2 separate regions of the Homo sapiens genome follow, and region 1 is linked to region 2. Evidence: chromatin contacts called from ENCODE Hi-C or POLR2A ChIA-PET data. All regions are on one chromosome and are shown on one strand. Each heading gives the region's core, a stretch centred on a gene start or an enhancer-like site at or near the end of the contact. The rest is flanking DNA. Distances are from core to core; before and after follow the strand shown.

Region 1 (2,700 bases), core at 103-2,602, 100 kb after region 2:
GGAGGTAAGATACACTCTATACATATTTTTGACCTAGAACTCTAGTCTCAAACATACCGACATCTGGCCTTCTTCCCCCAAAAATGACATCTTGCGACTTAGACTTTTAGAATTAGAGTCACATATTTTAGTTTAGTTATTTTCACAAGCAGATTTTCTACACATGCAATACATTATGTTAAAATGTTAATATTTGTTTAAAACTAAGAGTGAAAAATGGAGCTATAAAACACGTCTTAAGAATGCATTTAATCTATTGTCGAATTTGAAAAATGCTTTTTCCTCAAAGGGAAATTCTGTTCATTATCAAGACTATAAATATAATGAACTTTTATAATAAACTTTTATTTCTCTCGTTAAGCAATGGTCTTAGTAAATTAGTAAACTACCAGCTTTCAGGATCTTCACTTACACAGAAAATGAAAAAGCAGAGAATGAGGAAAATAAGGATAACCGAGCACCTGTTTCTCTCCACCTGAATTTCCAAAGGTGTGGCGGAGGCCATTCTGAATGACATTTGAGATCCCTTCCATGCTGAAGCGCTAAAGGCGGCAATATACGGCCCAGAAGAAAAGGACAGAGAAAGAAGTTCAAAGTCTATTAGTAAGAATGTACCATGATGACTTATGTGCCCAAGAGGCAAGCAGTTAGAAAATGCCACTACTCATCCAGATAAAGCACATAAACCCATGCTCTTTTTAAAATGCTGTTGCTTCCATTTCTTTGCAAGTTAAATGCAAAAGCAACTGTTTTTATGCTACTATATTCATGCAGGCATTTTTCTGATGTAGCTAATTGTTCCAATGTAAATGTTGTAAGTTGTACACATATTTGTTCTATACAAAATTTACTGTGTAATTTTTAAGATACTTTTTGATATTATTTACCTACATTTTATCAGAAGTCTGAAAACTTAAGATGAACAGTATGCGTATTTTCAGCCTAAGTTTGTATAATTCTACCATCAGTTTGGAGAACATTAACATAACATTTAGCAAATGAAAATGCTGTTACTTGGAGAGCTGATTATTGCTTCCCACTCACTCTTCGGGCCACCTGCCACTGCCTTGGTGCAGAAATGCGAACTAGAAGATGGCATACGCTTCCTGGAGAGCAGAGTGGATCCCATGTGCCAGCCAGGCCCCCAAAAACTTCTCCAAAGACTTTTCCACTCCGTTTCTAGGAAACAATTCTACTTTCTTTCTCCCAGCAACCTCCAAGACTTCCTAGAATTCTTTGTACTGAAAAGGGAGTATTTTTTTCCTAAACAACTTATCTTGATTTGTAACCAGTCTACAATGTCATCAAGCATAGTAAAAAGCGTCTGGTGGCACCTCTATGGCGGCTGAGTCAAAGGAGTGAGATGGATTCTTACAGCATGACTAATTAAGGGGAAAGGCTTCGTGAAAAGGAAGTGAAGGCCTGACTCACTTGATGGTTCCTTCCCCTGGAATTTTATAGAGGAAATTTAAATCAGTAAACACATTTGAGGAGTCAACATAAAGAATATTTTACCAGGCCCCAAGGGGCAGAAGAAAGGAAACCAAGGGAATGGTCATCAAGAAATACATATAGTTTCATCCAGTGGTTCTCAAAGTGTAGTCCAGGGACCCCCTCCCACCCAACTCCTGCCAAGAGGTCCCTGAAATCCTCTCAGGAGTTCAGGAGTTCAAAAATGTTTTCTTAATACTACTAAAATATAAGTTGTCTTTTTTACTCTCATTCTCTCATGACTTACAGTGAAATATTCCAAATGACAGACTGAATGCAGAAGCACATTTGTGAATCTAGCTGTCTTTAATCAAGCCAGATGTTAATGAGATTGACAAAAATGCACAGCAATGATATTTTTTCATGATTTTGTAAAATATTATTTTTCATAAATATATGCTCTTTATAATGAATTTATTTTTGGTATTTTTCATGAATTTATATTTTTAATTTTATCACTTTTAATTTGTAACATGGCTAATATTAAGTTTCTTGGGGTCCTTGATAAATTTTAAGAGCGTAAAGAAGTCTTGATAACAAAAAGCTAAGAAATGCCAACAGGCTGAATCACTGAGGGAGCTATGTGCTTCTGTATCAGTCATGTAACTCTATGGAGTTACTGAAAATCTGAGTTCCAAATTTTACTACCTTACAGGAGACTGTACAAATATGCCTCTCCTCCTAAACCATCCAACTTCCCTACCTAGCCTTTCCCAGATTTGCAAGCCAGTTTTGCTTCAGCAAGAATCAAATGTCTAGTCAAGATACTTTGCTGACTACTCTTCACTTCACTGAAAGCATAACTATTAGCTTTGATGGAGGAGGCTAGTTATAAAACAAAAACCTACAGAAAACTATTTCTGTAAATTTTTCCAATGCTATCATAATTCATTCATATTTTTTAAGCAGATTATCAAATGAGATAACATCTTAGGCTTCAGAGTATATAATAACAATTATGAGAAACTATTCTCAAATAACCAAGTCAGTTTATTTTTTAAATTATTTTCATAAAATATATTTTCTTTCAAATGTGACAAAGAGAAGAGTACTTGTTTTTAAGTACTTAGTCTATATTACCTGGCTCCATTATCTATGAGCATGTTTAAGCTAGATACAAATTCATAAAATCTAAAGCTAGATAAAAAGTTTCAGAATCCACCTATCAGGAAACTAAGACACACTTTCTATTTGGAAAGCACATTCCAA
Region 2 (2,700 bases), core at 65-2,564:
CAGCTGTGGTTACATTATGCAAAAATTTATTAATGTGGTACCTCGATTGATCATTATATTAACTCTAAGGATTACATTAGAGGCTTTATTTTTCTGGTTACTTGCAAATACAGGTTGCATCTTCTTTGAAGTTAAAAAGCCCTTAGCCCACATATTGTATGATTCCATTTATATGAACTATCCAGAATTGGCAAGTCCATAGAGACAGAACATAAATTAGTGGTTGCTAAGGGCCGGAGATCAGGGGAAAGGGAGTGACTGCTAGTGAGTACAGGATTTCTTTTTGAGATGATGAAAATGTTCTGAAATTAGGTACTAGTGATGGTTATACAACCTTGTGAGTATAAAACCACTGAATTGTGTACTTTAAAAGGGTGAATACTTATCGTAAGTGAATTATATCTCAATAAAGCTGTTTTGTTTCATTTTTTAAAACCTTAGCACTTCTGCTCAAGGTCATGCAAATAGCTCTGCCTGGGGTGGCCTTTATGAATTCACAGTAGAGAAATCTCAGTGCTCTCCTCACTTTCTTTTGTGTTTTTGTTTTGTTGTGTTACTGTTATTCCTGTCTTGTTCCTCTGCAGTTCACTTCCACTTAAGAAACATTTATATGACTAGACATGATAGGTACTAGAAGAGCTTATGTTAAGGTGAGTCCTCAAGTTACCACAAAATAGAGAAAGAGGGTGCTGTAAGAAAAGTGTGGTGTTTGGGGGTTCAGAGAAGAAGCTGTTATCCGAGGTTGGCCTAGAAAGACAACTGGGCATAAGGGCTGGATGAGGAATGTGCAGAGGCCATTAGGGCAGGCAGTGCAGAGACAGCAAAGTGCGGACTTATTTGGAGAAAAGAGCATGACCGTAGCAATGGAAAATGAAGGGAAATACTGGGAAACAGAATTGAGAAAGGGTTATATGGACTTCAGAGTGTTGAATGCTAGGCTGAGAAAGTGATACATAAAATGAGGAGTAATGGAAGATAAATTTTGACTGCAGAAGTTTGGGAACTGAGCCTTAGGATGGGTGTAGCATGGTTTGGGAGAGACAGAGACGTGGGCAGGGGGAGATTGGACTAGAACTGGAAATTGGGGAGAGGGCTTCAGAAATGAGGGGTAAGTGTTGAAATCAGCTCACTGCAGCTTTTCTCATGAAATGCTGTTTGCTCTGCCCCTTTTGTGTTCTCCTTTCCTTTGCTTGCTCCTTATCCAGAGATGGGGATAAAGGGAGGGAAAGATTAGGGAGGACAAAAAGAATTAAAATGAAGAGAAAGAATGTGGTGAGGACGGTACAGGTTGCATGCGTCAGTTCTTCTGTAGTTCAGCATTTCCTGTTCATGACTCAGTAGAGGAAAATCTAGTCTCTTCTAGTGGAAAACACAGAGAACAGGAAACCCTATTTAAAATCAGGTCACTTGACTAAGCTGTGTAACTCCTGTTCCCATCGGTGAAAGGGAAGAATACCTCCTGCAGTGTGTGTTAACCAGAGAATCTAGAATAATCTTACTGAAGAATTTTTTAAAACTACATGGGACTCATATCATTTGTAGATATAACAGACTTCCTGGGCAAATATGGGTCATGATGGGGTCCCCTTTTGTTACCTGACAGAGTGAATGTAAACATACCTGTTAAAAGATAACTCATGTGAGTTGTATTATGTTGAAAATAAGGAATTGCTATTTGACCATTTCGAACTGCAAAACTGGCAGTTTCAGTAAGGTTTTAACCTAATAGATAGCTACCCAATAGATATCTGACCTAAGCCCAGATTTTTACCTTTTGTGGTTCTTTCATCAGCTCTTTCTTGATTAAGATGCTAATTTCACGTTCAGGGGAAGCTGTGAAAAGTCAAAAGATGGCAACAGGTAGATCAGAAGGCTTTGCAGGGAAGGAAACAAGGAGACAGGAGCTGGGGTCACACCAGCTAGCAAAACCAGGATCTTTATTATGCAGTCAGTTTAGTTGTAAAGATTCAGCATAAAACATTTTCCTTTCCTAGGTGGGTTAATAGGTGGTTGGGTGCAACTTCAGCTCTTCTGTAGCCTGCTGGAGACAACTTGTAAGGGACTTTAAAAAAAAAATAGGAATATTTAAATGTTAGGAAGACGTAATGCATATAATGTTTACTCTTTGGGTGACAGGTACACTAAAAGCTCACACTTCACCTCTATGCAATATATGTCTATAAGAAACTTGCACTTGTACTCCCTAAATGTATTTTTTAAATTGTAAATTTTTTAAACAAATGTTGGGAAAATAGGTCAAACATAAAAGGGGAAAAAAGACTTCATGGCAGACTTAGTCATGGTGTTCAGTGTGGTGTGACTCCTAACAGCATAGCAGAGAACCCAGCACGTAAGTGCACGTGTTCAGTAAAGGTTGTTCAAGTGTTGAAGGACAACATCTGAAGAGGTATTTTTTGGTTGACTGTACACTCTCAGGTGTTTAGAGTAGAATGATTCCCTGGAGCACGTGTGTAGGCAAGAATGTGGAATCATAGAAGATTTGTAAGAGAAGGTTAATCAGCTATTCTTGCGGGATGCTTTCATTGTAATCACATCTACACATTGGGGCCAGGGTGTGGCCTGTCAGTATTCTAGCCCCATTTATCTATAAACTCCAGAGAGTTTTAAGTTGTACAGAGTGCCAAGTACAATAAATGTAAACAATATAATGTTACTGTTATATCACAGCAGTATGATTAT

The links. A loop is a pair of places that touch in the nucleus more often than their neighbours do. ChIA-PET counts read pairs that join two places held with the same protein, here RNA polymerase II (POLR2A).
Region 1: a map of PC-9 shows a loop between it and region 2 (21-fold over the local background). The contact joins two enhancer-like sites. A Hi-C loop is called at or near these places in 1 of 168 maps with a recorded cell type or tissue (PC-9). POLR2A ChIA-PET finds 5 or more read pairs at or near these places in 2 of 52 experiments (Caco-2 and PC-3).

What each region holds. Positions count from the first base shown.
Region 1 is chr2:36,560,324-36,563,023 of GRCh38, forward strand. The region is part of intron 5 of FEZ2 (fasciculation and elongation protein zeta 2); the gene reads right to left. Among named protein-coding and RNA genes, the nearest start is that of FEZ2, 36 kb to the right of the region's middle. RefSeq lists an enhancer at 755-1,954. Within about 2 kb of position 1,353, at least 14 of the 41 ENCODE cell types and tissues checked have a DNase peak (open chromatin) inside an H3K27ac peak, as active enhancers do; they include PC-3 and PC-9, where a contact is called at or near this core.
Region 2 is chr2:36,460,142-36,462,841 of GRCh38, forward strand. The region is part of intron 4 of CRIM1 (cysteine rich transmembrane BMP regulator 1); the gene reads left to right. Among named protein-coding and RNA genes, the nearest start is that of CRIM1, 110 kb to the left of the region's middle. RefSeq lists silencers at 625-919, 1,045-1,339. Within about 2 kb of position 1,315, at least 10 of the 41 ENCODE cell types and tissues checked have a DNase peak (open chromatin) inside an H3K27ac peak, as active enhancers do; they include PC-3 and PC-9, where a contact is called at or near this core.